2 separate regions of the Homo sapiens genome follow, and region 2 is linked to region 1. Evidence: read pairs that join two places in POLR2A ChIA-PET (ENCODE). Cell type or tissue: PC-3. All regions are shown on one strand. Links, peaks and the distances in the headings refer to the core of each region. The heading gives the core; the rest is flanking DNA.

Evidence for each region. ChIA-PET counts read pairs that join two places held together with the same protein. Peaks named below come from ENCODE experiments on the same cell type or tissue, not always from the same donor. Only the 100,000 strongest peaks of a DNase experiment are listed, where the experiment ranks them.
Region 2: POLR2A ChIA-PET joins it to region 1 with 11 read pairs; 9 of 35 experiments call an interaction of 5 or more read pairs at or near these places.

Annotation. Positions count from the first base shown.
Region 1 is chr6:16,739,212-16,755,818 of GRCh38, forward strand. It overlaps ATXN1 (ataxin 1), which reads right to left. Exons shown (of 8, transcript NM_001128164.2): 2 at 14,022-14,136. Among named protein-coding and RNA genes, the nearest start is that of ATXN1-AS1, 14 kb to the right of the region's middle. RefSeq lists an enhancer at 7,960-8,104 and a cis regulatory region at 8,026-8,039. In PC-3, for the core only: no CTCF peak of the experiment used is centred there; DNase peaks (open chromatin) are centred at 8,300, 11,030 and 12,260; H3K4me3 peaks cover 2,639 bases; H3K27ac peaks cover 5,328 bases.
Region 2 is chr6:16,627,007-16,643,613 of GRCh38, forward strand. The region is part of intron 3 of ATXN1 (ataxin 1); the gene reads right to left. Among named protein-coding and RNA genes, the nearest start is that of ATXN1-AS1, 130 kb to the right of the region's middle. RefSeq lists an enhancer at 9,202-9,371. In PC-3, for the core only: no CTCF peak of the experiment used is centred there; DNase peaks (open chromatin) are centred at 9,455 and 12,875; H3K4me3 peaks cover 1,039 bases; H3K27ac peaks cover 3,690 bases.

The DNA.
Region 1 (16,607 bases), core at 4,931-12,930:
CACCTTGAAGCACCCATAACTTTTTAAAATAAGCCCTGCTATTTAAATCAGTGATCAAATTTTTTTTGTATCTGCTTATGTAAACACTAGAAATCCAGGGAGAAAATTCTTCCAATCCAACAATCCACACATTCCTACACAAAACCAATCACTTGAGTATTTAAAAGCTAGATCTGTGGCGAGAGACAGGCTAGAACTAGCACAAACAAGTCTGTGCAAGATGAATTTATCCTCCACTGCCTCTACTCCAGGTCATCCCAGGACTATGCCTGTGAGCTAATGCCAAGATGGAAAAAAAATGGATGGGTGCCTTTTTTCTAGTGTATTTGTGTAAAGACTCCCCAAGAGCTCAAGAGGGAGTTGCTGCTCTGCAAATGACAAAAGGTGTGTAGCTGCAAGCCAATCAGGCAGAACATTTAACATCGTCCTGGCCATTAATGACTAAGCCTGCGCCAGCTCAAAAGCGGTCGGAAACAGACGTCAGACTATGGGACAGCTAAAACATTGATTCTCAGGGATGTCGTCCAAGAGGAGGTCTCTGAAGCTGGGTGTCATCCTTTAGGGTGGCCCAGAATAAAATGGTGACACATTATGCCTCCTGGCGAGTTCATAAACACTTTGAACGGCAAAGACACCAAGTCCCGGGGACTTCCAACGAAGATCTTGGGGCAAGAAGAGATGTCCACCAGCACTTTCTGTTCTGTGACCTGTTAGAGAGAAACATTCTTAGCTACTCCATCACCAAGCAAAAGTCCCTGCCAGGCTGTATCTCCTTGACTCCTGGGGGAAAAGCTGTAAAGAGATTGAGGAGGGCACCTAAGAGAGAGATAGATGGCCTTTGTCTTGTTTGCAGTTTCACTAATGAGGTTTCCAGATATAAAATCTGGCTTCTGTCAAGTCTAAATGTGAATCAGATTCTGAGTATTTCTGCAACTAACAATATGGTCACCAGCAAACTACTTCTGCAAAGAAAGAAAAGGCTTCATAATAGTTATTGCTTCTGGCACCAAGAGATGGACAGTGTATTTTACTAAAAGATTAGCCACTAGATGTTGTAACAGTAGATACTTAATTATTGGGGAAGTAACTCATGGTTTTTGCAGATACAAATGTCCAGCACCAGCTCCTTCTTGCCTAGCAGAATAAAGCTGATTCACAGGTGGCTGGAAGAGCTTCTTCTAATCTCTTCTGTAACATCTAGTAGAAAGACAGCAGATACCTACACAGAGAAATGATCTGATTGTACAATCTTCCCATCCACAAGGACTTCTCAGAGCAGATGACATTAAATTTCAAGATTCCATATATGAGATCAATTTGATTTCCTGATGTTTTCAACCTTGCTGTCATGGGTGCATTAAAGGAAATACACCTCAAAAAGCTCAACTTTAAAGGTGCAGTGGCTGCAAAATGAAAATCATTCTCTGTTTATCCATCAAGTTTAGGCTCCGGCACTATAAAAACATCTAACATATAATTTTTTATTTATTTATTTATTTTTTTTAGAGACAGGGTCTCACTCTGTGGCCCAGGCTGGTCTTGAACTCCTAGCCTCAGGCGATCCCACCGCCTTGGCCTCCCAAAGCACTGGGATTCGAGGCATGAGCCACCATGCCCAGCCTCTAACATCTAAATTTATAATGAAGCACTGTTTCAAGGGGTAACTGGGAATTGCACATACCCAAGGGATTGGACTCTTGCATTTCTTCACCATTCCAGCTCCATCTCAATATTGTTCTAGGGGGCTAACTCAGTTAAGCAAAGACATGTCTTTTCATCCTACAACTTCGGAAACGCAAATAATTTCTGGGGTATCTTGGCTGTACAAGGAGATGGAGAAGAGAGCTGAACTACAAGTCAGAAAATCAGGTTTACAGCACAGGCTACATGTATTTCTAACCACTGGAATCTAGTAAATCAGTCAACCTCGTAGGTTCTGTTTTCTCCCCTAGAAAATGAGGGTACTTTTCTACTCAAGCAGTCATTATGACTATCCACTGAAACAATTTATCTAAGGCACTCTGAATTCTGTGATGTGCTATTATCAGCTGAGGCAGACTCATGACACATTAACCACTGCACATGGTCTGGATAACTGTGGTTTTAAAGGCTGTAGTTACTAAATCAGAGGCTCAGACTGCAGAATACCATCAAGAGAAAGGGTACTTTTGACTAGTCCTACAAGAGAAACAGGAAACACAGGACTTTCCTCCCAGTATACTCTTTGAAGACCCTGGACATTTAAAATGAGAAAGTTTTAAGAACACTTTTTTTAAAGGAAGTCTCATTTCTTGAGACTTCAGGGCAAAAAGTTAAATTAAGTGCACCCTTCAGAGACAGAAACTTTGCGATTTCAGGTCACCGAATGTTCTCTGTACAGCAGGACAGCCAACAGCTGTGTTTGGTCATTTACACATATTAAAAAACCCTCCCTCCAGGACTTAAAGATGATATGAACTGTGTCATGGAGTTTAGTCTGAGGAAGGCTCATATACTACTGGTGAGACCCACATTTCAAGGTCCTACTCAGAAAGACGTTTCTTCATTTTAATGTTGTTTATTACTCACATTCTGCTAATCACTAGGATGACTGAAACAGCTTTGCAGCTCGCTGGGAGGAAAATTAAAGAAAGTAGTCTTCCTCCTTTTATATCTGTTTACACAGATTGTTAAAATAGTACGGTTCATTTGGACGATGTTGAGATGGAAAAAAAATATAACTTGTTCCTTCTGAAGAGTAGAGAAAGGTTCAAGGGGTTACAGAGGCTTAAACAGAACAGGAAAGCCAAAATAAAACACCGAAATTTGGGCTTAGATGCCATCACCATATTTCCTTCAAACTCAATAGAAAGCAAAGTTGTATGGAAAGAGATTTTTAAATAAATAACCATGGCATTTTTTTCTTCTGTCAATACAATAATAAACTTGTCTTATGGGTCTATGACCACTTACAAAAGAAAAAAAAAATCCAAATCAAACCAAACAAAACTGCTATCTTTTGAAAAGTATCAGATCAGACACCAGAAAGGCAGCAGCTGGGGAACACATTCTTTCCCACTTCCTTAGATGAAGGCTGTCTCCCAATAAAAGCCACAACTTGGGGTCATACTTCTCTCTAGTCTGGGTTGCAGTGACCCAGGCAGCTCCAGAGGTGAACTGGACACAGAGCCTGGAAAAGGGGAAGAATAATCAAAACAAAATTCATCCAGAGTCATTTCTGCCTCCCCTTGGAACCTGCCAGGGCAGGGCAAGGTTAAAAGGGCCTTAGGGTACTCTCCTCTGGGGGTGCTGCAGCGGTCAAAGGACCCAGGGCTTCAGTTTCCAATGGGAGGCATTTCCATACCTGTCAGAATCTCTTAACAGGTTCTGACATATGGTCCAACATATGGTCGCTCACACCATCAACCACAAATGCACTCCCTCCACCTGGAGAAGGCGTCCTCACCTACCACCAACAGTGCAACTTCGAGATGAAGTCATTTACAACCCAGAGGAGATGGATGGTCACCCGGCCGGCCAACTCAAAAGGGCACAGATAAGATTAGATGGACCTCCTACCCCACCGGTTTCATACTTGACGAGCAGGGTTTGCAGAAGAAGGTTTCATGGTCACCCTACCCCTTTAAGCAGTTCTCCTTTCCATGTGGTACCTTAACCTAAATCTAACCAACCAACCTCACTTAGAACTTCAGAACTACTCTCTTCCAGATAAAAGTATCTCCTTGGGATAACTATCTCACTAGAAACTTTCACCTGAGTTGCAGAGTATGACCACGAGAGCACTTAAAGGAGACTGATCAAAGTCAGAAAACAGATGTTAAGAACGTGAACCTCAAATTCATTTATTCATTCGATGCAATAGCTGCATTTCTAAAAATCTTCATATAATCGAAATTCAGTAGGAATTTTTTCAATGAGGAGGAAGACAGTCTTAGACGTTCAAAAACAAAAGCATTTTTCCTGTATTGAATTTCAATAATAATAGTGTTTTGTGTGGTTATAAGTGCAGTACTATAAAACTTAAATATGATTGAGCGAATTCAGCACTCTATTACGTACAGCTTTCTTTCCAGAAAATTCATCATTGGACCTTTCTTTCTCCTTAGCACAGGCTTCTTACACATTTTTGTCACCTTTTCACTCACTGTGTGATGGACAAAGCACAAAGCCAGTGGAACAAACAGGTGCCATAGCTTTTTCCACCACTGTGGTTCACAGGACCCCATGCTGGTTCCTGACCACAATTATACACACCACAATTATATACATCACAGTCCATATTAATAGATGGAATCACATCCAATTTGTAACATAAGCATCACAGGGGGAATGCCCGTATGTATTGCCCATTCACTAGATGCCACATACTGGAAAGAGGGCAGTCCCTCCTATCGCTGGGCCAGGAAAGGGGTTGTGAAGTATTATACAAGGGGAAGAATGGGGTGCTATGGGAACCCAGAAAAGGTAGCAAATAACATAGTCCCTAGTCCAAGGGCTTCGTGAGGAAGAGACTCTAAGCTGAGATTTCAAGAATGAGGGAAAGGTAGCCAGACAGTGCAGAGAGAGGAGCTGGGTTCTAAGGAGGAAGAACAACATGTCTAAAGGCTGGAGCAAAAAACAGAGTATGGCACTTGAAGGAGGAAGTGCGATGGGACCGACGTGGGACGAATACAGGGCAACATGTGAGTGATGAGGCTGGAGAGATAAGGAAGGTCCTCAAAACCTATGGAGCCAGGCTAAGGATTCTAGACTTTATCCTGAGGACCATGAGAACCCAGGGAGGGAGTTAAGAAAAACAGAGATGTCAGCAGATTTCAAATACTAACAAATGTTCATTTTGGCTTCAAAGAGGAAAAACATGTTGGACCAGAACAACAATACATCTAGACAGGCCATTTAGGAGGTATATCATATGCCAAACCACCCCAGCTCAGCAGAGCCACTCAGCTAAAACTCACACTTTGAGACCAGCCTTCCTCAAAAAATTCAATCCCTAGGAAGTTGTTCCCAACCTTCCACTGGAAGAGCTATCCCCGGAGAAGAGCTACAACAGGAAAGGAATCAGGGTAGCATCGTGCCTCTCTGGTTCCTACATGGATGAAAACCAGCGCCAAGGAGCCCATTCCTTAGCAGGGCAGCCTGCTACGTAGCAGAAATGTAAGACAGAAGTTGTAAAGACCCCGACCCCAGAGACTTGGATAATGGTTAGACTTTGGCCAGGCCTGAGATTCCTGACTGATCTCTCTAGGCCCTAGTCAGGGAGGCTGCCAGACATGTTTCTACCCACTGCTCCCAGGACAGGGCTCCCTGAGAAACACACAGGTCAGCAACGGAGGGTTGAGAACTGGGCAGAGAGGATGCCACAGCCAGGAAACCGGCACAGGGTGGGTGAGAATCAAGGAGTGAGGGGCAGGTGGGAGAAGGGGAAAGGGGCCCTTGGAAATAGAAAGACTGGGACTTCAACAGGAAACAGTTCCCAAGGGGAAAAGTGAGCAGAAGAAAGAAAGAGCTATTCCCAGCAAAGCCATCCAGTGGACCACTCGCCAGCCTGGTGCAGAATTTGAGCTGCGGTAATCTCATTTATTCCTGCCAGGTTGGCCCTGGGTACAAGTAGAAGAAAAGAGAGGCTGATCATATAAAAACTTGAACCGTTGTACAACAAAAAGCATCATCACTGAAATGAAAGGACACTGGACTAGGGAAGTAGCTGTAGCAAATAGGACTTTTTAAATGGATTAATATCTAGAACATATAAAGAGCTCATATACATAGATTAGAAAACATCAAGACTTCCATTTGCTAATTGTAAAAAGAACAATTAGTAAATAAACACAGATGGAAATGTTCCATCTCTGAGAGGGATCAAAGGAATGAAAACTTTAAAACCAAAGAGCCTATTAAATTAGCCAAAAAATAGTAAGTCCCACAATTATTAAGATTGAAGCTAGAGACATTCTTATATCATTAGTAACAATGTAAATTGGTACAGCCTTTTAGAAAGCAATTCAGAGCAAGCTCCCTCTAACTTAGTATTGAGCCTTCTGATGTGAGTGTGTCCTCGGTAAATACTTGTGTGCAAAGACATTCGCTGCGGCTTTACAACAGTAAACAATTAGAAACAACTCGAATGTCCAAAAATGATAGGAAACTTAAAAATTAAGATAAAACAACCTGATAGAATGTTATGTGATCCTTGCAAATGAGAACTGTATAGCTGAAGTTACTAAGAATGTTTATGCTAAATGGGAAACACAAAACTGAAAAAAAGATATAAGTTACATCATCAAGAACTAAAAAACAACACATAAAAATGAACTTGATTTATGGACTGGAATGGTGGAATCAAAGGGAACTTTTGCTTTTATTGGCTTTCCTTTATTATTGTAAGGTTTGGGCAATACATGTTTAAAAACATGGTATTTTTATCAGTCATGTGTAGTAAACACTCTTTTCTGTAGAGCAGAGCTACCTGCGGAAAACGTCACTGCCAGGTTAGTGGAGGGTGCTTAGTCCTTCCCAAGAGCTACCTGCAGAAAACGTCACTGACAGGTTAGTGGAGGGTGCTTAGTCCTTCCCAAATTTCAAAGGTCCTTTTGAGATTCAAACTCTGCCTACTAAAACTGGCTGCTCTGAGAAGCTCCTCCTACCCTGACTATACCTCAAATGCAGCACTTTCCTTTGTTCTTGCTTTTTTTATTCAGCTCTTAAATGCTATGCCTTCCGTGTGTGTGTGTGTGTGTGTGTGTGTGTGTGTGTGTGTGTCTGTTTTTATTAGTTATTGAGATACTACCATAAGCAACATCTAGAGAGTGAGTGCACATTTAATCTTTCCAGTGATTCTGTGAGTTAGGTGATATTATCATCCCCATTCAACAGATGAGGAAATTGAGGATCACAGATTTAAGGAATGTGACCTGGACCACAAAGCCAGGAGCCAGAGCCAGAAGGATTCAAGCCTCAATCTCCCTGACTTTAAAGCCTTCATTTTCACCCTCCCTCTCTGTCTATGAAACAAATAAATTAAAACAACAAACCCTCTCAAATGTCACCTTTTCTATTTGCACTAGCTGCCTAAAGAAACTATTAATAATTGCAATGAATCAAGAGGCATCTGTATGAACTGCTTATGAATTAACCAAAAAGACAAGGCAATGCTGCACACACTAATTGGGAAAGTTGACGCAGAAGAGAAAAGGAATTACCTAGAGACTAAAACCTGCACCTGCAGGTAAAACCAAATGACATCAAAACGATTTCTACTTGCAAATTAAAAGCAGAATATGGCCCTTGATATTACTGCTTAGAAAAGCAGAGCTTCTGCACTCCTCTTGCAAAAAATAATCCCACAATCAGCTGAAAGATTCTTTCCAGTTATACTGCATTCCACCTCCAGAAATGGATGTTGTTTGGGACATGGTAGCAAGAACAGTAAAAAGGAGCGGAGGAAGTATTCAGGTATGAAACTAATATAGATGGGGTGATAAATGAATTTAGGCACCGCTTATGACTTACTCTATAAATAATGACATAATAATAGCTAAAATATAAATTCTAATTAAATACAAAATCTAACAAAGTCAAACAACAGCAAATGATGTTTGACAGAAGCAAAGGTCTTGGGGGAGCCGGGAGCAAGAATTACAATAAAATCTATTCATGGAACTGTACAATGTCAGAGATAGAAGAGTCCCGAGAGATCATTTCTTTCAACCTCCTTGTGTTTTGGAGACAGGAAAACTGAGACCCAGCAAGGTACAGTGAGTAGCACAAGTCATCCTGTTGCAGGGCAGGCAACAGAAACTGAGCCTCCAAACTACCAGTCCAACAGCACACCATACTCACTCTGTAGGGTCCTGGAAGACTACTCCATTTGAAACCATATTTTCAAAAGATCATTAAACATTCTATACATATTAAATTCCTTTTTAATAATTTTCTAATGCACAGGGGCACATTTTAAAAAGAAGCCTGGTTTTGATTTCTTTTGGAAAACTGCACGCTGCTCGGTGTTTAATCTGGTATTGAGTGAAATATTAACAGGCCATATAATGGTTTCACTGTTCCTTCAGTAAAGCTAAACAGAACTCGAAAAACATATCCCCCAGGCCTACAGTGGAGTTTCTGGAGCACACATTAAACTCCACGCTCTGCTCAACAAGCCCATCGCTGTTAAGTAACTCATCAGAAAATAAAGAGGGAATTACCAAAGGGGAATTGCCAAGCAATTAGTTCTCTGAAGCAGACGACATACAACTGTTACAGGGAGGAGCTTCCCGGTTAGTCATATGTCAGAGTCAGAGCCTACTAATCTGTAAATAAAAATGCATCACATATGATTACAGCTGTGATGTAGGCTGAAGCTGCCAGGCTAGGGCACGAATAGTAAATCTTGCATCCTCTTCTCGATTTCCGTGGGTCTGTAAAAGCAAGAGATGTTGCCTTGAAGACCAAAAAAAAAAAAAACAAAAGTCCTCAGTAATTTTTCACTCAGTGTAAGAAAGACAATCTGGCCTTCCCTAAGCCAGCTAAGAGAAAGTGATCTTTCTTCTCTATCATCTTGACATGAATGAGCTCAGATTCATTCACTGTTCTAGTGAAGGAGAGAAAATGAGACTGGGCGAGGCAGGGGCAGAGGGGATGTGAGTTCTAAGCTTCCTTATGGCCACCCTGACTAAAGCGTGACCTCCTTTTGCTGCACGTTTTATTCTTAGAGCTTGCGTTCAGCGCCACACCACCACCTATCACACTGGAGAGACAAATAGTTCATATCTGCCAAATCTTGCAAGCTGAGCAATGACCCAGTGAAGTTCTTTTAAGAGTCAAAAGTTCATCATCTCGCTGAGACTCTTGATGCTGAATAACATTTGGATCCAACTTAAGCCAATCCCCTGAAACGGATAAGCAAATTGCCACTGTCATCATTTTCTTCAATTAATAATTATTGAAAGTGCATAGGAATCTCAAGGAGATATGAGTAAGAGTGAAAGAAAGGGAGAAAACACCACAAAGCCTGCATGGGACAGCCTGTGTCAGAAAGCTCATATGTGACTGAACAGACAGGCAGGCATCAAAAGAGAAGGCTCCAAGGAAGGACCCTTCCTTGATCCTGACTTCCTAGACTGTGTTACCTGTGTCATGGCTCTTTAAATATTACTCCAAGCCATGCCTTGCCTTATGCACTCGACTGTAAGCTTCTTAAGGACAGGGCTTAAGGAACAGGGCTGAGAGTGTAGACTGGGATCCAAGCACGATTCTATCACTTAACAGCTGGGAAACCTTGGGGAAATTATTCACCCTCTCTGTGCCACAGTTTCCTCGCCTGTGCAATGGAGAAAATAATGATGCCTACCTCAAAGGACTGTAATGAGGATTCAATAAGTTAATATGCAGAATAGTAAATGTGAACTATTGATCATCTCCATATTCCCTAGAGGGCCTTGTTGGCATAATGCGTCTCATACATTAGATGCTCATTAAATAATTGCAGACAAGAACGATCTGCCCCTGGAGTTGTTTGCTCCATCCCTCTTGTTCCTGTCTTAACCTTCTTGTCTTTGATGAAAGTTAAATAAGTCACTGCTTTTATTCTGAGCCCTTTTGGGCTACACAGAGAGCCCATCCTAACTAACTCAGCACCAAAAAAAAAAACCACAACTTAATCCTCAAATTTTCTCTCATTACATTAAATCAGACTGCTCACTAACATCATCGTAACATCATCTCCAGCCTTCTCTTTCACTTTACATCAGGAAGTCTTAGACTAACTTTCTCCCCAGACCCAAGATTCACCAATTCTATATCTCTTTATTTTCTATAAAGTATAAATGGGAAGCCAAATTGTTCAAAGAGCTGTGTCTAGTAGCTAGGTATATACAGTATACACGCACGCACAAAAACACACACATCTCACATTTTAAAGAGTCTGCAGAAAGCCTCCAGGGAATCCTCTAAAGTTACAAAACACACCCAAATTAATGTGGTTTATCAAAGTACAGTAAATGAATTGCCACAAATGAACAATTGCTACAGAGTCAAGTAGATGGCACATTGTGATTTACGCATATCATGTGAGATGAATAAATCAACGGTAGAAAAGATCAAAGAAATGCTGGAATTGTTGTTAAAACGTACAGGGCTTCACTGAAAATCTTAATAAAACTGTTTAGAGGAAAATAGAAGGATCATTTGTTTAACGAGATACCGCATACGCTGAATTTCAAACGCAGCATTCATTTTTATACACACACACATTAGATTTAGCTAAAATTAGCTCAAGTTCCTATTTTTTTAAAGGTCTTAAAGGAAGAGAGGTTTTGACAAGATTTCATTGAACTGTAGTTCAGCACTGAGTTTCCAAGGTGCCTGAGCTGCAGAAGAGTCCTTATGGCCCACGCATACATCACCCAACTCCTCCAGCCACCCAGCCTCCTTCACCCCAGATCATGAAAAGAAGGCAGACGAAGGCCATGCCACATCAATGTTGAAGCTACTCTCCGCTGCCTCTTACCTTCTCTCTACACATTCTACACCAGCTGACGTCATCCCTGAATTCAGTCATCCCCCTCCTGGGTGTCAAACTTTTTGCCAGGCCCAAGAACCCAATTTCAAAGATCACTTTTATGCCAAGGACTCCTCCAAATTTATCTTCAGACTTGACCTCTCGGCAGTTTTATTCCCATACTCTCTACTGTCTGCTCGAATCCAGAAATTCAGATGTCCACCAGCACCTAGGCTTCAGTCAAAATGTCCTGGTCAGTTACATACCGTGCATTGGCTTGTTATGTCCCAGACACACACATGGCCTTCCTCATGCTCCATCCATCTCTTCCCACAGAAATGCAATCTAGTCAGCAGAGCTCAACTCAAGTGATCCCTCCTCCTCAAAGTCTTTCCTGATCACTCCTACTCAGCGTCACTCTTCTGAATTCCTTCACTGTTAGAACACTGTTAGAACCCCATTCTATTCGTATTCATTATTTCAGAGAGTTTCTTCTTTCCCCTGCCTGACCAGGAAGAAAATAACTGCCTTCCGGTAGCTCTTATTCACTTCCATTCCCACAGCACCATGCAGTAGTTTTAAAAAAATTCACAATGAATAAATGAATGAATCATTTCTTTACATAAATAGTGACTGTGAACAAGTTAGGTCATAACTTGCTATAGCTGTATCATATTTATAAAATAACTAGAACCAGAAAGAACTATAATGTAGGTTTAAGAAAAAAACTGAATGAATATAAAAGAGTACAACATGAATGATACTATTTTTCTGCCTACGTTGAGCCGTCAATCGTGAGGACTGTAATGAGGCCATTATTGATGCAAAATGTTTAGATAATGCTTATAAGCTTTCTTTAAATGCAATCATAGAAAATGTCAGCGCTTAAAATTCAAGGTGACTTTGCGCTACTTCGTCAGTATTTTAGTATTCATAAGACACTTAAACTTGCCTAACATATTATAAAAACCTAGGTCTCTTCTCAATAAGCTGCCCATATTGACCAAGAGATATGACTTTTTGCTGCCTGTTTTTTCACAATAAAATTCTTGAGATATTTCTGTTATCACAAATGACTCCCTTTCAACACCACAGGTTAAAAAAAATGCACGTGTACTCAACCCATTTGCAATTAAACTATTTCCCCAAAGATCTAAATGTGAGGATTTTCAGCCTAGCACATAACCGTTAAAATGAGTATCATCCCTAAGAGATAAAGTAGCAGTAAGACACTCTACCTTTTTCTTTTCTTTCCTCTCTTTTTTTTTTTTTTTTTTGAGATGGAGTCTCACTCTGTCGCCCAGGCTGGAGTGCAGTGGCGAGACCTGGGCTCACTGCAACCTCTGCCTCCAGGATTCAAGCGATTCTCCTGCCTCAGTGTCCCAAGTAGCTGGGATTACAGGAACCTGCCACAATGCCTGGCTAATTTTTATATTTTTAGTAGAGACAGGATTTCATCATGTTGGCCAGGCTGGTCTCAAACTCCTGACCTCAAGTGATTCACCCACCTCAGCCTCCCAAAGTGCTGGGATTAAAGGCATGAGCCACTGTGCCTGGCCCACCCTACCTTTTTCATTCAGCTGACACTTGTAGATCTTAAGAGGCTTACCTTTGCATGTAACTTTAGGTTACATTTCCACTTAAAGAACACCTCTCTAATCCACAGCCAATAAAATGTAAGGAATCCAGTTCCATATTTTACAAGAGTATCGTGTCTGTGATGACTCTTCCCTCCTCCACCTTGTCCCCCACTGGGACTTTTTTGGCTGTTTTTCCTGAGGCATAATACTTCAGTCACTCAGGTTTTTGTTTATTTTTACTCAGACCACAAATAACCACATTTATGCATGCAATTCATCAGTTCATTTTACAACAATCTAAAAAAAAAAAAACCACACATGCATCCCATCAGTCAGAGAGTTGTGATAAATTCAGAATTTAAAATTCAGCAAAAACAAATAAAAGGCTCCTTGGCTTTGCAGAGCCGTAGATGTCTACAGGGTGGGTCCAAAGACCAAGGTCCAGGTATATTTACATATTTCTAGTCATGTATGGTTCAGGAGCAACCATCATAAAACATGACCATAACAATCAACCTGTTGAGGGATAAGTTACTTGATAGCATCTGTTAAAAGATACAAACCATACACCAGGTACTATTCTACCCACAGTATATCTACTATTTTACTCCAGTCCATCCTCACAGCAGCCCTATAAGAAAGTTCTAATATTACCTCCATCTTATACATGAATAAACTGAGGCATTGAAAGGACATAGGACTACTCAAGGTCATAGTGGCAGCTCCAGATCTTAAGTCCAGATGGGTTGATTACGGAGCTCCATGCTCTTATCTAAGATGCCAGAGAATTTATATGTAACTTAAAAATTGGCTCTTACGGTAAAGAGGCAGCTCTTTCTTCAAAGAAATCTGGTCAATTATTGTTTAAATGAACCTGTTATAAAGCAAATATCCATCTACCTCTTGAAAAATGAGTTTTGAAAATTCAAATTTTCAAATGGGAGATTTGCTAAAAGTAGAATGAGCTTCTCACCAACTAAGTCTACAGAACATAACTTAGGAAGAGTTGCTGGAAGACCGGCCGACCCAGGGGTTCCCAAACCTGTGGAGCATCAGTGCCTAGACAGATCAATGATTCCAGCAGGAAACATTCTGATTCATCAAGTCTAGGGTGGAGCTCCAAATTCTATTTTTTTAAGCTCTCCAGGTGATTCTGTTGCCTAGCCAGGCTTGGGAACCTCTAATCTAGTCTGTCTTCACAGTTTCAAGCAGGTCCATTTCCAAGGCAAATAGAAATTGATCCCCTATTTTCTATTTCACAATCTCCCTTGGTTACATACACTCAAACCCTTGTGTTCCCAAGCCCTTACTGCCCCAAGTTCTAGCAAACCTCTTTTTCCTTCCTGATTTAATTTGAGGCAATATCCTCTGGCCCTTTCTTCAATAGAGAACCATGAGTCATCACCATTGCATACACCCTATGTCTGCATGACTCTCCAGGCCAGAAAAACTTACTGTACGTGGGAAAATCAGGAAGTTGTAAAATCCAAACAGACACAAAGAAATTCAAGATTCAACAAATACTGGTTCCCCTAAACAAATAGGTCTCTGTTTTGCTACGCACATATTATACTACAACAGTAATCTAAAATGCAAAAACTGTGACTTAAGATATCTGGTAGCATAGCATTCTTAATTGTATTAAGGAAAACTGACAATTAAAATGATGAGGTTCAAGCCCCAATTGGCAATTATCAATCATCGCAAAGTCAAATGAAAGTCTTCATGAACATATAGATTAAACCAAATAGATAGATACTTTAATCGAAGTTTTAAAAAACAATCTTGGCAATTTCTCAACTTCCCACACTATGCCCAAACAGAGTTTGCAAAGAAAATGATATTCAACAGCCAACAAAGTAAGGGAGCATGGCTAGGAGGCAATTTTCCAGGTCAGGACTTTATCCTCAGATGGAAAACAGAGAGCATCGCAAAACTCTCACCTGACATGTGATGCACTTCCCTGTAGTGGCAGTGGAGGAGGAGATTGCTGTACAAGGATGACAAACAAATCTGCAGCTTGAATGGACCACCCTGGTGACTTGATGCACGATGCTCCTGCAATGGTCGAGGGAGTGCAGGAGAGGAAATCCAAAATGAAAAACAGAATAGACTGCTTTAAAAAATAAGTCCACCTTAAGTGTCTATGCACCGAAATACAAATTTTAAGAACATCACATTCGGCATTCTGTTGTATGAGAATTACACAGATCCCAGCCAGCTCAAAAGGCAGGTCTGGTTTTACTCAACAAGGCTCAGAGGGAGGCCAACATACAAAAAGGTCATCCCTTCCATCAAATTAAGAGGATGGTCTCCCCATTTGAGCCAGCCGCTGTCATTCTTTTCTCCAATGATTCTAGCCAATCATCTGATAAACACATGCTGGTAACTACAAGGAGTATCAGGTGAAAATGGGCATGGATTGAATAGTAATTGAGCCAAAGCCTAATTTTAATGTGGCATATATTATCTATCAACATGCAACTTGAAACACAATGATGAAAGTGCACAGCTATTAGCATACCAGTCCAATGGAATAGAAGAAAGGAAAAAATGCAGAAAAAAAGTGTAAAGTGTGCATTTATATTCACTAAACTTTCCACTAAACTTTATTTAAATACTGAATGTACATCTCATTTTCATTTTGCCACAATTCCTTGCACATGGTTAAGTAAAAATTTTCCATTGTATGATGAATGAGTGAATGTGTGAATGGATGAATGAAAGAAAGAATGAATGAATCTTCCATATACCTTTCCATCAGGGAGCTTGGTGCTTGTAGTAGTTTTTGTGAGGTAAAACCTATGCATAGAAACGGAAGAAGTTGAGGACTCGATCTGCTAACGTATTTTTTTAGCCCTATCCATTAAAATTATATTCTTAAATACCGGTAATTACCAATTATCCACATTAAACAGAAAAAAAAATTTTTTTAAAATCAGTAGCAGGGTTACTATAAAATCATCCCCAAACTAGTGAATGCTGGACTGATTTTCAGTCTTTGATTACTGGAGCTGATCTGCACATTTGCTTAGGCTGATTTTAAACTTAGTTTGGGTTTCCTAAGCTCACGCCAGGTAACAGTAGGAAGAAGGAGGCCCAGGTTTATATTGGATGTCAGAAAGAAACTATTCTGGAGCTATGAATATGATCTCCAATGTGAATAATCCGTAAACAGGTAAGTGAGCCAATTATCCTTGGGTACATGGCAACACATCTCGGTACTCATGATTATTTTCATCCATACACACTCACTATTTTTAAGAGCACAGCCCAGCTGGAAAGGAAAATAACTTCCACTTCTTTCCAGCACTTTTCAAAGTAATGAACAGTAGCCAAAATGTTCTTACTTCTAACTAATCCATTCACCAAGCATTTATTTAAGCATTGATTGCCTGCCGAGGACTGATATGCAAAAGAAGGAATTCTTGTAGTCCTTGGTTTCCCCACATGTGATCTGTGCGTACAGAGAAGGAAGGTAAGCTGTTATACACTATAAGGTCTTTCAGATCTTTAGAAGGCACAGTCCCTCCACCAAGAAGCCTGTTGAGTTACAAATATAAATAATGGCCAAGTTAAGTAGAAGTTGACAAAATTCTATTTAATCTTAGTACTTCTTTAAGGATGAGGAAGCAGGGAGGGAGGATCATGATGTCATCTCAAATTAAGCATCAAAATACTTGATTCTCAAATGAGGTGCAGGTACCATAAATTTACAGACAGTGCTTTTTATGAGCTCACCAGTTGGGAGAGTGTTTGCCTATATGACAATGTGTGTGCACACAATCCTGTTTACATATCACCTGGCAGATAAGGTTTTATAGAGTCCAAGTTACAACCTCCTCCTAGTTTGCTGAAGTGCAGAGGAGGGTCAAACATGATGTAAATGCCATAGAAGATTACTTTACTCTTGCATGAGTATGCTTTCTTATTTCAAAAGTATTTGTGTTGCTGCACTAGTTAGGATAATACAGAGAGTTTACATAACTTGTATTCCATCAGAGGGAAGAAGGCAAGAATACAAGCAAGGCAGCACGTATTCACTGCAAAAACTTACAAAATAATATACCAGAAAATAATTTATAGGACATTTTATACAATAATATACACCAAAAATGGAATACTCAATATTTTTAAAACCCAGCAGAGCAACATAATACAATACTATTAATATTGGAAGATTAACAAGAAAGACGGCCTAAACAAAACTGAGGTAATGGTCAGTAAGTACCAGGAGATAATGTGAGAAAGGGGAACAAAATTAAGGGCACAAGAAAATAAAGTTTGCCATACACAGTGACAGAAAAATATATTTTCTTTGAACGTTAGAAGGATAGATGCTATAGGTTAGTAGCTACAATAACTGTCACGAAAAACTTCTGCTACCTAACTCATTCAAAACTTGTCATGTTAAAGGGCACCTAAGTGTAAAAAAAAAAAAAAAGAGTTCCTCTTAGCCCAAATCAAAACATCACAATCGGGGAAACCTCTGCCCTCTTGAGTCTCAAATTCTGAGTACACTACCATGA
Region 2 (16,607 bases), core at 5,623-13,622, 110 kb before region 1:
TTTGTTATGGTAGACCTCGCAAACTGACAGATACTAAGCCCTTGTTTGAGATGGAGCTGTGGCCCTATAAATGGCTATTTTAGAAAGACAATGTGAACTGGCAGCAACGGTACTGGAACAGGAATGAGGAGTCCATATGTCCACTTCTGGTTCCAGTCTGACTTCTTGGTCAAGCCATTTTTACTTCTCTGAGTCTCTTTCCTCCTTTAAATATAGAAGTTTAGATCACATGAGCTCTGAGTTTCAGGTGACCTAGAACTGTATGGTTCTATGCAGCAAACTCAATGTTACCTTCTAAGATGTGAGAGATGGCACAGAGGTGTGTCTGTTTTTCCCTGGCTACACTGAGCCACTGGCAGTAGGCCTCCCAAACACTTCCCATCTGCTTCTTGAACCATTTCATACATATCACCCAACATCCCATTAAAGACAGGGTCCTCGGCCAGGCGCGGTGGCTCACACTTGTAATCCCAGCACTTTGGGAGGCCGAGGTGGGCGGGTCACGAGGTCAGGAGTTTGAGACCTGCCTGGCCAACATGGTGAAATCCCATCTCTACTAAAAATACAAACATTAGCCGGGTGTGGTGGCTCACGCCTGTCATACTAGCTACTCGGGAGGCTGAGGCAGGAGAATCGCTTGAACCTGGGAGGCAGAGGCTGCAGTGAGCTGAGATCATGCCACTGCACTCCAGCCTGGGTGGCAGAGCAAGACTCCATCTCAAAGCAAACAAACAAACAAAAAAACAGGATCCTCTCTCAGCAAGTCTCCTATCACAAAAGGAATACACATCACAACGCAGCCCTGCTGGACCACCCCAGCTCTAAGGGGGAGGTCAACTTGTGAGCAATAAGTCGAAGCAACATGAAGAAGAAACAAGGACAAGGTGAAGAATGGCTCCATACATTGTATAATTTTCATCTATTCCAACCAGAAAAGAGCTGCTCATTCTGATCAAAGATGTTAATGAGCCCTGCAAACAGAAATTACTACAATAGAACAGTAGACACCTTCATTAATTATTTTCTCCTGCAATATTAGCACTAATGATTAGAAAATCTTCAATAGCAGCACAAATAAAAATAAACAGACACCAATCCTTGGTACAGCCTCCGTACAGATCCATACTGGACTGTTCATTCAGCACCCAGTATTCTGGAATTTGCCTATTAATGCAGGTGGAAGCAGTCCTGTTCATACAATATGACCCAAACTCCAAATTCAATGTGAATTTTTGGTTTTGATTTTTGGTTTATTTGTTTGTTTTGTTTTGTTTCCCCAAGGCCCAGCCGTGCCCGTCCCTAAAATCCATGGGATATCCACGTGCCCTCATCAAAATCCCCGTTTCTTAGAAGCTCCCTCTAGTGAGTTACTTTTACTGGCAATAAAGAATACTAATTAGCAAAACCATATTTCACACACAAACAAATGCATTAGGATAGTCTTTAAAATAACCTATTTCTTAAGCTTTTATTTTAGGTTCAGGGGTACATGTGCAGGTTTATTAAATAGATAAACTCATGCCATGGGGGTTTGTTGTACAGATGGTTTCGTCACCCAGATACTAAGCCTAGTACCCAATAATTGTTTTTTCTGCTCCTCTTCCTCCTCCACCCTCTACCCTCAAGTAGGACCCAGTGTCTGCTGTTCCCTTCTTTGTGTCCATGAGTTCTCATCATTTAGCTCCCACTTGTAAGTGAGAACATGCAGTATTTAGTTTTTTGTTCCTGTGATAGTTTGCTAAGGATAATGGCCTCCAGCTCCTTCCATACTCCTGCAAAAGACATGATCTCATTCCTTTTTTATGGCTGCATAGTATTCCATGGTAATATGTACCACATTTTTTTTGTCCAATCTGTCATTGATGGGCATTTAGGTTGATTCTGTGTCTTTGCTACTGTGAATAGTGCTGCAATGAACATTTGCGTGCATGTGTCTAAATTTATGGTAGAATGATTTATATTCCTCTGGGTAGATACCCAGTAATGGGATTGCTGGGTCGAATGGTAGTTCTGCTTTTAGCTCTTTGCAGAATTGCCACACTGCCTTCCACAATGGCTGAACTAATTTGTACACTCACCAACAGTGTATAAGTGTTCCCTTTCTCCGCAACCTCATCAGCATCCAACTGGTTATTTTTTGACTTTTTAACAACAGCCATTCTGACTGGTATGAGATAGTATCTCATTGTGCTTTTGATTTGCGTTGCTCTAATGACCAGCGATATTGAGCTGCTTTTCATATTCTTATTGGCCATATGTCTTCTTTTGAAAAGTGTCTGTTCATGTCCTTTGCTCACTTTTTCATGGGGTTGAAAGTAACCTTCTCCCCGCCTCCCCCTGAGGCAGAGTCATGCTCTGTCACCCAGGCTGGAGCATAGTGGTGCAATCTCGGCTCACTGCAACCTTCGCCTCCCAGGTTCAAGCAATTCTCCTGCCTCAGCCTCCCGCGTAGCTGGGATTACAGGCACTCGCCACCAGCCCAGCTAATTGTTTTTGTATTTTTTAGTAGAGATGGGGTTTCACCATGTTTGCAAGGCTGGTCTCTAACTCCTGACTTTGTGATCTGCCCACCTTGGCCTTTCAAAGTGCTGGGATGAAAATAACCTTTTTAAAAATATATATATTTCGGCCAGGCAAGGTGGCTCATGCCTGTAATCCCTGCACTTTGGGAGGCTGAAGTGGGTGGATCCCCTGAGGTCAGGAGTTCGAGACCATCCTGGCCAACATGATGAAACCCTGTCTCTACTAAAAATACAAAAAACTAGCTGGACGTGGTGGTGTGCGCCTGTAATCCCAGCTACTTGGGAGGCTGAGGCAGGAGAATCGCTTGAACCCAGGAGGCAGAGGTTGCAGTGAGCCGAGATCACACCACTGCACTCCAGCCTGGGCAACAAAAGCAAAACTCCATCTCAAAAAAAAAAAAATTCAAAAATTTCTTAATGTTGCCTTCTTAGAGTCTGTATAACCTTCTTCTGGAAAGGGCAATTTTTTTTAACATCTTGCCCATTTATTAGATATTATAAAGGTTAAGATGAAAATGCTTCCCAAGGGCCTGCCATGTTTTTCCTGTCATATAAATCATGTCTGTACGGGCAGAATCACAAAGCTAGAATGGGTCTGAGGACTCCTCCTCTCAGGCAACTTCCTTCCAACTGTGGGCATTCCCTTGGGTGCCCTCTTACACTCACTGATTCACCCAACATTCACTTGGGCACTTCTGCATTGTATGACTCTCTTGAGGCAAACAGGAAAAACCTGTATCTGCCCTCAAGGGGAGTCCCTCCTAGAGGAGGACACTAGCCATACCGTTGTTATGCTGAAGTTGCGAGGTCCATTTACAGAACCAGCCTTATCACTTAGCAATATAGCCCACATACCCATAAAAAAATTCAAGGGCCTAAGTGAGTGGATGATAATGTGGTCCAAAGGTGTGCACAGACATATGCTGAGTCACTTAGTGGGCTGATCAACAGGGGATTCATGGAGGAAAAGCTAACAGAAGTGACCACTCCAATGCATTGATGATATCAGAGCATGACAGGTCAAGAGAGCCTCCTGCAAGTCATCATCTGCTCAACTGTGAATCGGCATCTGAGAAAATAAGCAACAACCTTACCTCCCAAACACCAACATTAAAGCAATGCATTATTAAAATGGAGGTTCTCAGGTAGTAAATGAACACTTTAAAACTCATGCAATCATAAACATTAGAATATGCAGCAAAGAGATAATGATACTTGTCAGAAGATATTAAGACGACATGGCAATAAAAGGAATCTGTTCACAGAGAGAATGATTCTAAATACAAAATGGTCAGATTGATACTCAGAAGTATTGCTATTAATAGAAATAATATTAGAGAGGTTTCATTATGTAAATGGCTCATGTGTCTGCCAGAAATGTACCCAGTAATAATTTGCATTTCTGCTATAGTGAAAATTTCAGGGATGTCTCTTTGTTGGCTTATGAAGGACCCTTTCATTGGTAAGCCACAGTTTTTATAATCATGATAAGAAGGATCACCTATGCTCTTTGTTGATAATAATAATAACTAATAAGACACTCGTGTGTGCCTGGCACTGCGCTGACTGCCGTATGTGCAGCAGTCCTGTGAGGCAGGATTATTATTCATGTTTTAAAGCTGAGAAAACAGAGGCTTAGGTCAACTTTCCCAGGGTCTTAAAGACGATAAATTATGGAGGCTGGATTTGAACTTGAGTCTTTCTGACTCCATGCCCACTCTCCTTCCACTTGCAGCGTAAACACAGTGGCTCAAACTCTGTGGCTTCATGAATATAATGTTTCACAGGGTATGCAGTGATCTTATAAGTAGAAATGGGTCTAGAAAGATGGACACTCCTGGACACTGCATTGCAAATCTCGCTATCTGCTTTCACTCACTGACACCTATATTTGCCCCTTGAGTCCCTTGAATATTGGTGCCACACTCTGCTCAGCTCTTGATATGGTGCAAAGCACTAAAATCACACAGGTGTCACAGCCAAAAATTCTGTATCATTCCAAAGCTGACTTGTCCCCCATCAGTCCCAACTCTGCCCCAGAAGTCTCACTGAAATAAAGTCTCCAGGATACCTGTCTTGCCACTCCTCATTCACATCCTTGGTTTTATGACCCACACTTCTATAGGACTCTCCCTTCTTTAGTTCTAATTATTAAAAGCAGGGTTCTGAAATCCCAAGGTGATTGCAAAACTCCCATCTCAGCCACAAATCTTCATTAGAATGGCTAATCAATAAGAGTTTTGTTTCAGATCCCACCACTTTATTTCCTCTGTATGTTTTTTGAAGAATTTTTCAATTTGCCATGATATAACTAAAACTCAAGCATCAACAGGAAAGAGGAAGAGAAGAGCTCAGAAATAAGCCACTAGTGCTCGAAAATAGGGCATGTGATGTTAGAGCTGGTTTAGAATCCATGCTCCACTGCATCGTAGCTATGGTGGGGCATGGATTCTTATTATTAATTAGTCTCATTCCTTCACTTTTGTCTCACACCACCTGTAAAACAAAAGCAATAATGCTTACTTCATGGGGTAGTGAGGAGGTTTAAATGAGAGGCTACAGCTAATGCTCTTAATGAGATGCCTTCCTTTTCCTCTCTGGCCAGTGAGGGGTGGATCATGTAACAACCTCCTTTCCCTATTCACTCTTCTTCCCCAACTAATCCCCTCAGCCACTGGCACCATGTTCCGCATGTTAGAGGCATCCTTCCTGGGGCAGTGAGACACATCCTGAATCAGCCTTGTCACCCTAAAGGGGACCTTGCAACGTTTGCTCGTGGGTCGACAACACCACACAGAGCTGACATGAGGATGACATGTGACAAGATGACTTAGAGCCTGCTAAATGAACACATGAGCTAAATGCTAGGTACCACTGTGCTTTCCATGAGATTGTTAGGCAGAAGGAAAACACTGAATCTTTGCTCTCCAAAGTTTTGATTTGAATTCACACAGGCAAGATTCTTGTCAATGACCCAGAATCACTTAAGCCCCGAGGGGGCCATGCCACCAGCACAGCAGGGCCAGATCATGAAGCCCCACTGGGATGCGGGGTTGGGGGCTGTAAGGGTCTCGCTGTCAAGATGTGGCCCCACCAGTGCTAAGTTTATAGTGCTCCAAAAGCCAGGAGGGGGGTTAAGAAAAAAAAAATGCAAAAAACAAGAATTACCATGCCACAAACATGAACCTCTACAGAACCTAGAAAATGTGAAATTGGGCCAGGCTCACATCTGTAGTCCCAGCACTTTAGGAGGCAGAGGTGAATGGATCACCTGAGGTCTGGAGTTCGAGACCTCGTCGCTACTAATAACACAAAAAAATTAGCCGGGTGTGGTGGCATGCGCCTGTAATCCCAGCTACTTGGGAGGCTGAGACAGGAGAATCGCTTGAACCTGGGAGGTGGAGGTTGCAGTGAGCCAAGATCACGTCATTGCTCTCTAGCCTGGGCAACAAGAGCAAAACTCCGCCTCAAAAAAAAAAAAAAGAAAAGAAAGAAATGAAAATGTGAAATTGTTAAGACAATTTGGAGTTTAAGGGAAAAGCACATTTTTGAAAGTGGAAAATAGATGAGAAACATAAATACATTTGCTACGCATTGTTACAGTCTGTTATTGATATATGGTCATTTTGTTATAAAGAAACATTTAAAAGGAGGCATGTTTCACCTGTTAACTTGTTTACTTCATAAGATTCTCTTGTTGGGTAGATTTACAGATTTAAGGCACTGCCATAAATCTTTTCAAAACAAGGAAGATTATAAACAAGGTAATTAATTAATTATTTAATTAATTCGGCAAACAAGTCACCCATTGACAAGCCTAGAAAAAAATGCCACCCAATGTTTGTTTTATCAGTTTTCTTTTCCAGTTTTGGAAGGGAAAGCCCTTGAAACAAACATGACCACACGACCCATATGAGTCCTCATTGTAATGTTTTTCCCCAAGCACCCACAATTCCAGGTCCTCCCAATTTGCTTCCAGTTCTTGCCCAAGTTTAAACTCTTAACCAATGCCTACTATCTGCAGCCTCAAAGGGAGCTGAGTACTTGCCAACAGACACCGCCACCTCCCCTCCCTGAGGTTCCTGCCTTGCGAGAGTGTGTCATGTGGCTGCCAGGGCAAGGCAGAAGTGTAGGAAAAGGCACATCTCACAGGTTGTCCAGGAGGATTAGAGCAAATATGTCCAGAGCAGTTTCAAGTTGACTATAGAACCAAGGCTCCGAGCTAATTAATAGAAAGTGAAGCAATGATAGTGACAGCTCAAGGCAAGGGTGTGAAGCTCATGTCATTCGGTAAAGACAGTCCAAGGAAAAAGGACATTTACGCTTGCACCTTATTTGCTTTGCAGACTAACACATTTCTGTTAGAAATATGTCTTTACACTCCAGAGAGATGTTACAAGGTGTCGGCCTGCTACTAATTACAGCAAGCCCGCACTACAGCTAACAATATAACTCTAAATTCACTTGCTTCTGATTACCTACCTGTCATATGAAAGGCTATTCTTCACTCCAGTTGAACAAACCTATTAGATGTCTGGTTTCTTGATGTTTAACTCTCACAAGCAATTATCTCCAGCTTGAAATGCCCTTTTGTCTTCTTTATACAATCACTACTCTTTCTTCTTAGAAAACACAGTTTAAACCACTTCCTCCCTTAATCCATCTAAACTAACCCCATCTAGTTCTGGCATCCATGCAATCAATAGATTTAGCATTTACTTAGCAAGCACTACCATGGATTTCTCTGTAATGAAAAAGTTAATCCTACATATGCCTTATATGTAATCTTGAGCAGGTTCTCCTCTTTTCTGGGCCTCGGTTTTCTCATCTGTAGGAGGATAATACTCCCTACCTCATAGGGTTGTTTCTGAGAATTAAACATTTATTTTTAAAAAAACAGCTTTATTAAGATTTAATTTACATATAACTCAAGTGTATAACTCAAATGTTTTTTAGTATAGTCACTGTTTTGTAAAACCAACATCACAATCTAATTTTAGATTTTCTTCTCCAAAAAAGAAACCCTGTGTACATTAGCAGTCACTCTGCATTCCTCTCCCACCTCCGGCCTCTGCAACCCCCAAACTAACTTCTGTCTCTATGGATTTGTCTATTCTGGACCTTTCATATAAATGAAATTGAAGTATGTGGTCTCTCAATTCACATGATGTTTTGAGGTTCATCTATGTTGTAGCATGTATTAATACTTTGCTTACTGGTTGTTTTTTTCCTGATCAATATTCCATTAAACATTTATTTTGCGTGTGTGTGTGTGAGGAGGATACATATTTCATGAGTGCAGAGTGCTCAGCTCAGTACTTGGAGACACAGCACTCTGAAAATGTCTGTAGCTTTCATTACCATTGGCATTATTACTATCGTTTTGTCACTTTTGTTTACAATTGCACTGGTCTCCACCAGTTGATTATTAAGCTCTAGAGCAGGGGTTCCCAACCCCTGGGCTACAGACCTCCTGCACAACAGGAGGTGAGCAGTAGGCGAATGAGCAAAGCTTCATCTGTATTTACAGCCACTCCCCATTGTTCAAATTACCACCTGAGCTCTGCCTCCTGTCAGGTCAGCAACGGCATGAGATTCTCATAGGAGCGTGAACCCTATTGTGAACTGCACATGTGAGGGATGTAGGTTGCACCCTCTTTATGAGAATCTAATGCCTGATGATCTGTCACTGTCTCCCATCACCCCTAGATGGGACCGTTTTGTTGCAGGAAAACAAGCTCAAGGATCTCACTGATTCTACATTATGGTGAGTTGCATAATTATTTCATTATATATTACAACATAATAATATAAATAAAGTGCACAATGAATATAAATGCATTTGAATCATCCCAAAACCATCCCCCGCTCCACCCTAGTCTGTGGAAAAACTGTCTTCCATGAAACCAGTCCCTGGTGCCAAAAAGGTTAGGGACCACTGGTCTAGAGAGAAGGAGCTCTTCTTACACACTGCCCAGAAACTGAGGATGTGACAGAAGTTCAACGAGAGCTAACTAAACAACTAAGTAGCAACCTGACAAGGGCTCAGACAGCTCCAACTAAACCTACACTGCTGCTGCCGCTTACAAAAGCTCATTCATATGTGTGAGTTCAGGCAAAAACACAGTCGTTATCTGATTCTTTAGGCAGGACATTGACCAGATAAATAAATATGTCTGAATCTGCAGAGAAATAATTTCAAAAGGGCTTCAGAAGGAGAAGGAAAATCCACTGTAGCCAGAAGCATCCAAAAGCATCCTGAAAACATGAGTGGAGGAAGGCTGAGCAGGTGTGGGCTGGGGAGGCAGGCAACCCCGCACAGCAGCCAGCACAAACACAAAGCGACGACGCCCACTGTGCTGGGGAAGCACAGGCAGCACAGTCCGTGCAAGGGAAACGCGGCTCCCTACAAGGTGTTTTCAAGGTTCCGGTTTCCCCAGAGCACAACCCTAACCTCAGGCAGTGCACAGTTCTCCCAATAAAAGTCACTCGCCCGTGGAGATCACCGAACACCTGAATTGACACCACGGGCACTTCCAACCTGTGTTCCTGACCACCCTCCCCATGACCTGCCTCCCTTACATCATTTCTGTTTTCCTTTCCCATGGTCCTGTGACTTCTCTTACTCTTTCAAATGCAAAATGTCACAGCTGAAGGGAAGGAACCTCCAAGGATGATCTGGGCTACTGCTTTCTTCTTCATAGGGGAGGAAACTGAGATTCCAGAGAGGTTGGTAACTTTCCCAAGGTTACAAAATTAGCAGTGCAGCCGGAACTGAAACCTACATTGTGTGACCACTCTCCTCCTCCCAAAGCAATTTAGTTTCCAACTGGACCTCATCTGCCTACTTGTTTCTCCCCCAGCCCCCAGGCAGCCCTTCACTGTGGCTGCTGAGTCATCAGGATGAGCTTTGTTCTCAAGCAAGCCACTGGGACAGGCCCTCATGTCTTGAGTAGGACAAAGTATATTTGGCCACTCCCCACTTTGTGGTCACCCTGCTCTGCCTGATGCATGGGCACCTTCTGCCCATGACAACTGTCATTCGCCCTGAATAGTCTATGCCATCACACCTCCTTATGGCTACTAACATAAAAGGTAAGTGACTAATAAATGGTATCATGAATTAATATGAAACCTTTTATACAGACAAATATTTGATTCCTCAGTTATATTTTCTTGGGATCTTTTCTTCCCAGGTCATAGCAGTGCTGTTTCAACAGGAAATGTCATAGCTTGAATGCCAGGTGCACTTTAAAAAATAATCTAAACTAAATTAGCTTTTACACCTAACGACGGCCTGGGAATAATAAAGGAACTCTTTGAAAAAGGAAGAAAGTGGAGAAATAGGAACACTTTTACACTGTTGGTGGGCCTGCAAACTAGTTCAACCATTGTGGAAGACAGTGTGGCGATTCCTCAAGGATCTAGAACTAGAAATACCATTTGACCCAGCCATCCCATTACTGGGGATATACCCAAAGGATTATAAATCATGCTGCTATAAAGGCACATGCGCACGTATGTTTATTGCGGCACTATTCACAATAGCAAAGACTTGGAACCAACCCAAATGTCCATCAATGATAGACTGGATTAAGAAAATGTGGCACATATACACCATGGAATACTATGTAGCCATAAAAAAGGATGAGTTCATGTCCTTTGTTGGGACATGGATGAAGCTGGAAACCATCATTCTCAGCAAATTATCGCAAGGACAAAAAACCAAACACCGCATGTTCTCACTCATAGGTGGGAATTGAACAATGAGAACACTTGGTCACAGGAAGGGGAACATCGCACACCGGGGCCTGTCATGGAGTGGGGGGAGGGGGGAGGGAAAGCTTTAGGAGATATACCTAATGTAAATGATGAGTTAATGGGTGCAGCACACCAACATGATACATGTATACATATGTAACAAACCTGCACATTGTGCACATGTACCCTAGAACTTAAAGTATAATAAAAAATAAATAAAATAAAATAAAAAAAGAAAAAGGAAGAAAGAAACTAATTGAGCACACTAGAAGTCAACAGCTGTTTCTCCAATTAGAGTCACCTATAACAAGTGAATTCTTAGCAGGGAAAATCACCTTAAAATATCCATGTCGAGTTAGGAAAAAATGTTTCATAAAATAGCTATTAAATTAATTTTCTTGAATTGGCATGGGACAAGAAGCTATATAGTTCAGTTCTGCTAAACACCTAAAAAACTCTGATATACTACAGCTACGCCAGGCAAATCGCAAGTTGTTGGGGGGCGATTCCCAGAAATATGTGAATCACGATTGTGACTCATCAGTTTGGGAAATTTAGGACATGATCACTATCAGTCAAACATGATATTATTATCTGCCAAATGTCCAAGATATAAATTTCCTTGGAAACAGCTGGCAGAGGTAGGCATAGCCCTTTAATTTTCCTAATTTGTGGGCTAGCAGATTTTTTGGAATTTCACATACTAGTATGAAAGAGAAATAAATATGTTTTAATTAATGCATACATATGCACAGTTTAAACATATTCATAATCAGGGGTGGATCCAGTCTGTGAGGTCTGCAGTTTATAAAACTAGTCAAGGGGTAGAGGAGTGTGTATGGGGTGTTAGGGTCTTTAAGAAAAGATCTCAAAGGCCAGCCATGGTCACTCACGCCTGTAATCCCAGAACTTTGGGAGGCTGAAGTGGAGGATCGCTTGAGCCCAGGAGTTCAAGACAAAACTGGGCAACATAGTGAGACCCCCATCTCTACAAAAAAATACAAAAATTAGCTGAGCATGGTGGCATATGTATCTGCTCACAGCTACTCAGAAGGCTCAGGTGGGAGGATCACTTGAGCCTGGGAGGTTGAGGCTGCAGTGAGCCAAGATCACAACACTGCAATCCAGCCTGGATGACAGAGCTAGACGCTGCCTCAAAAAAAAAAAAAAAAAAAAAAACTGCACAAAATTATCAACATAAAATTAGGTACAGGGTCTTACAAAGGGCCTGCAGGAGCGAGACGCCTTGACGCTGAAGTGTCACTAGCTTCCAGATAAAACCTCCTGGCCCACAATGCATGCACACATCACAGTGGTGGGAACACCTATAAATGACCAAGATCAACATATTTCATTATAATTCCCTTCAATGCCAAGTATATGGTAAACACTTTAGTATACATTTTTGCTGAGTACACGTGACTAAATAGAAATGTTTACAAATTATGTTGTCGAGCTGTTAAATGAATTCCAATATGTGGCTTTACTACCTCATCAGGAAAACCTGTATCCCACAGTCATTTATCAGGCAGCAATGTCTAGCTTATGGAAACCCATCTGCAGGTTCCTAAGCAAGTAGCCCAGATTAATATCATAGTGCAGCTAGTCGGTGGCTATAATTAAATGCAGAAGTGGTATTGAGAGGTGAAGCCAGCTGGACTTCTTGGGTCGAGTGGGGACTTGGAGAACTTTTCTGTCTTACAAGGGGATTGTAAAATGCACCAATGAGTGCTCTGTAAAAACACACCAATCAGCGCTCTGTAGCTAGCTTGAGGTTTGTAAAATGGACCAATCAGCACTCTGTAAAATGGACCAATCAGTGCTCTGTAGAATGGACCAATCAGCAGGACATGGGCAGGGACAAATAAGGGAATAAAAGCTGGCCACGCCAGCCAGCAGAGACAACCCGCTCGGGTCCCCTTCCACGCTGTGGAAGGTTTGTTCTTTCGCTCCTCACAATAAATCTTGCTACTGCTCGCTCTTTGGGTCCCTACCATCTTTAAGAGCTGTAACACTCACTGTGAAGGTCCGTGGCTCCATTCTTGAAGTCAGCAAGACCACAAACCTATCGGAAGGAACCAACTCCAGACACAGGCTCACCGCAACCTCCACCTCCTAGGTTCAAGCGATTCTCCTGCCTCAGCCGCCTAAGTAGCTGGGATTACAGGCATGCCCCACCACACCCGGCTAATTTTGTATTTTTAGTAGAGATGGGGTTTCTCCATGTTGGTCAGGCTGGTTCTTGAACTCCCAACCTCAGGTGATTCGCCTGCCTCAGCTTCCCAAGGTGCTGGGATTACAGGCCTGAGCCATTGCGCCCGGCCCCTGGGTTTCTTTCTTAAGGCTTTTGGAGCTCCAAGGGGCCAGGGAAGTGCAGCTTCAACCAGCAGCAGCCATTGTTCTAACAGAAATCTGAAAATAACACATTCACTCTGACATGCCAACTCACTACTTTTAATTGTGGCTCATTAAAGATGTAAATAGAAGAATTATGTTCACCTCTACTACAATTTCATTGCTGCAGTAAAATTACAATGTTTCCTTCTATGCAGAAAGAAATACTTCTTCTCTGAGTAATAGCACCAGAAGTGGAGGCCTATGATTCACCAATTCTCCAACAGTAGGCATCACATGTGACTGCCTGTTGTTGGACAGAGGCAGATGGACAGAACGTTATTTTTTTTTAATGAAAAGAAAGGACACATCAGTTGAAAGATGCAACAGGCGCATCTCATTTTATTGCATTTCACTTTGTTGTCCTTTGCAGATACTGCATTTTTTTTTCAAATTGAAGTTCTGTGGCAACCCCGTGTCAAGCAACTCCACCAGCATCACCTCTCCAACAGCATGTGCTCATGTTGAGCCTCTGCCACATTTCGGTAATACAGTATTTCAAACTTTTGCGCTGTTATATCTGTTATGGTGATCTGAGATCAGTGCTCTTTGACGTTACTATTATAATTGTTTTGTTCACCATGAACCACACACCCCATATAAGGTAATGAACTTAATCAGTAAATGTCATGTGTGTTCTGACTGCTACAAAGACTGGCTGTTCTCTCTCCCTCCTCTCGGGCCTCCTTGTTTCCTCAGACACAAGAATATTGAAGTTGGCCAGGCACGGGGGCTCACGCCTGTAATCCCAGCACTTTGGGAGGCCAAGGTGGGCAGATCACGAGTTCAGGAGATCAAGACCATCCTGGCTAACATGGTGAAACTCAATCTCTACTAAAAATACAAAAAGTTAGCCGGACGTAGTGGCGGGTGCCTGTAGTCTCAGCTATTCGGGAGGCTGAGGCAGGAGAATGGCGTGAACCCGGGAGGCGGAGCTTGCAGTAAGCAGAGATCGTGCCACTGCACTCAAGCCTGGGTGACAGAGCGAGACTCTGTCTCAAAAAAGAAAAAAAAAAAAGAATATTGAAATTAGGCCAATTAATAACCCTAAAATAGCCGCTAAGCATTCAAGTGAAAGGAAGAGTGAGTCACATACCTCTCAATTTAAATAAGAAAACTAGAAATGATTAAGCTTAGCGAGGAAGGCATGTTGAAAGCTGACATATGTCAAAAGCCAGGCTTCTTGTGACTGAAGGGTTAGCCAAGCTGTGAATGCTAAGGAAAAGTTCTTGAAGAAAATTAAAAGTGCTACTCCAGTGAACTCATCAATGGTAAGAAAGTGAAACAGCCTTGTTGCTGATATGGACAAAGTTAGAGTGGTCTGAATAGAAAAGCAAACCAGCCATACATTCCCTTAAGCCAAAGCCTAATCCAGATCAAGGCCCTAACTCTCTTCACTTCTATGAAGGCTGAGAGAGGTGAGGAACTTGGAGAAGAAAAGTTTGAAGCTAGCAGAAGTTGGTTCGTGAGATTTAAGGAAAGAAATCTTCTCCAAATGCTGATGTAGAAGCTGCAGCAGGTTATCCAGAAAATTTAACTAAGATCATTGATGAAGGTGACTACAGATTTTTCAACGTAGGCAAAGCAGCCTTCTATTGGAAGAAAATGCCATTTAAGACTTTCATAGCTAGAGAGGAGAAGTCAATGCTTGACTACAAAGCTTCAAAGGAGAGGCTGACTCTCTTGTTACGGGCAAATGCAGCTAGTGACTTTAGTTGAAGCCAATGCTCATTTACCATTCCAAAAATCCTAGAGCCCTAATAATTATGCTGAATCTACTCTGCCAGTGCTATAGAAATGGAACAACAAAGCCTGGATGAAAGCACATTGGGTTACTAAATACTTTAAGCCCACTGTTGAGACTTAATTGCTCAGAAAAAGATTCCTTTCAAAATATTACTGCTTATTGACAATGCACTTCGTCACTCATCTAAGAGCTCTGATGGAAATATACAAGGAGATTCATGTCGTTTTCACGCCTGCTAACACAACACCCATTCTGCAACCCATGGATCAAGGAGTAATTTTTATTTTCAAGTCTTCTTATTTAAGAAATACATTCTGTAAGGCTATCATTGCCACAGAAAGTAATTCCTCTGATGGATCTGGGAAAAGTAAATTGAAAACCTCCTGGAAAGGATTCACCATTGTAGATGTCATTAAGAACATTTGATTCATGGGAAGAGGTCAAAATATCAACATGAACATCAGTTTGGAAGAAGTTGATTCCAACCCCCATGGATGACTTGAGGGTTTCAAGACTTCGGTGGAGGAAGGAACTGCAGATGAGGTGGAAACAGCAAGAGAACCAGAATTAGAAATGGAGCCTGAAAATGTGACTGAATTGATTGCTGCAATCTCATGATCAAACTTCAGCAGATGAGGAGTTGCCTCTATGGAGGAGCAAAGAAAGTGGTTTCATGGCCGGGCACAGTGGCTCACGCTTGTAATCTCAGCACTTTGGGAGGCCGAGGCAGGGGAATCACAAGGTCCGGAGATAGAGGCCATCCTGGCTAACACAGCTAACATTGTGAAACCCATCTCTACTAAAAATACAAAAAATTAGCCCAGCGTGGTGGTGCGCACCTGTAGTCCCAGCTACTCAGGAGGCTGAGGCAGGAGAATTGTTTGAACCTGGGAGGTGGAGGTTGCAGTGAGCCGAGATCGCGCCACTGCACTCCAGCCTGGGTGACAGAACGAGACTCCGTCTCAAAACAAACAAACAAACAAACAAAAAAACCAGTGGTTTCATGAGATGTAATCTACTCCTGATGAAGATACTGTGAACACTGTTAAAATGACAACAAAGGATTTGAAATATTACATAAACTTAATTGATGCAGTGACAGGTTTGAGAGGACTGACTCTAACTTTGAAAGTTCTACTATGGGTAAAATGCTCTCAAACAATGGTGCATACTACAGAGAAATCTTTCATGAAAGGAAGAGTCAATAAATGTGGCAAACGTCATTGTTGTCTAATTTTAAGAAATTGCCACCGCCACCCCAGCTTTCAGCAACCACCTCCCTAAATCAGTCAGCAGCCATCAACGTAAAGACCCTTTACCAACAAAACGATTATGGTTCAATGAAGATGATCGTTAACAGTTTTTAGCAATAAAGCATTTTAAAATTAAGGTATGTACTTTTGTTTAGACAAAATGTTATTGGATAATTAATAGACTATAGTATGGTGTAAACATAACTTATATGCACTGGAAAACCAAAAAATTTGTGTGATTTGCTGTATTGCAATACTTGCTTTACTGCTGTGGTCTATAAGTGAACCCAAAATATCTCTGAGTGTCCAGGCACAGTGGCTCATGCCTGTAATCCCAGCACTTTGGGAGGCTGAGGTGGGTGGATCACCTGGGGTCAGGAGTTCGAGACCAGCCTCACCAATATGGTGAAACCCCATCTCTACTAAAAATACAAAAATTAGCTGGGCATGGTGGCAGGCACCTATAGTCCCAGCTACTTGGGAGGCTTGAACCCAGGAGGCGGAGCTTGCAGTGAGCAGAGATCGTGCCACTGCACTCCAGCCTGGCAACAAAGCAAGACTCCCAACTCAAAAAAAAAAAAAAAAGACACAATATCTCTGAGCTATGCCTGTGTCTAAAAAATTCTGAACTCTTCCTAACAGGCACTACAGAAATGTAAGCCTGGCCAGCTGCGGTGGCTCACGCCTGTAATTCCAGCACTTTGAGAGGCCAAGACGGGTAGACTGCTTGAGCCCAGGAGTTTAAGACAAGCCTGGGCAACATGATGAAACCTCGTCTCTACAAAAAATACAAAAATTAGCCAGGTGTTGTCGTGCACACATGTAATCTCAGCTACTTGGGAGGCTGAGGCAGGAAGATCACTTGAGGCCCGGAGGTCGAGGCTGCAGTGAGCTGAGATTGCACCACTGCACTCCAGCCTGGGAGACAAG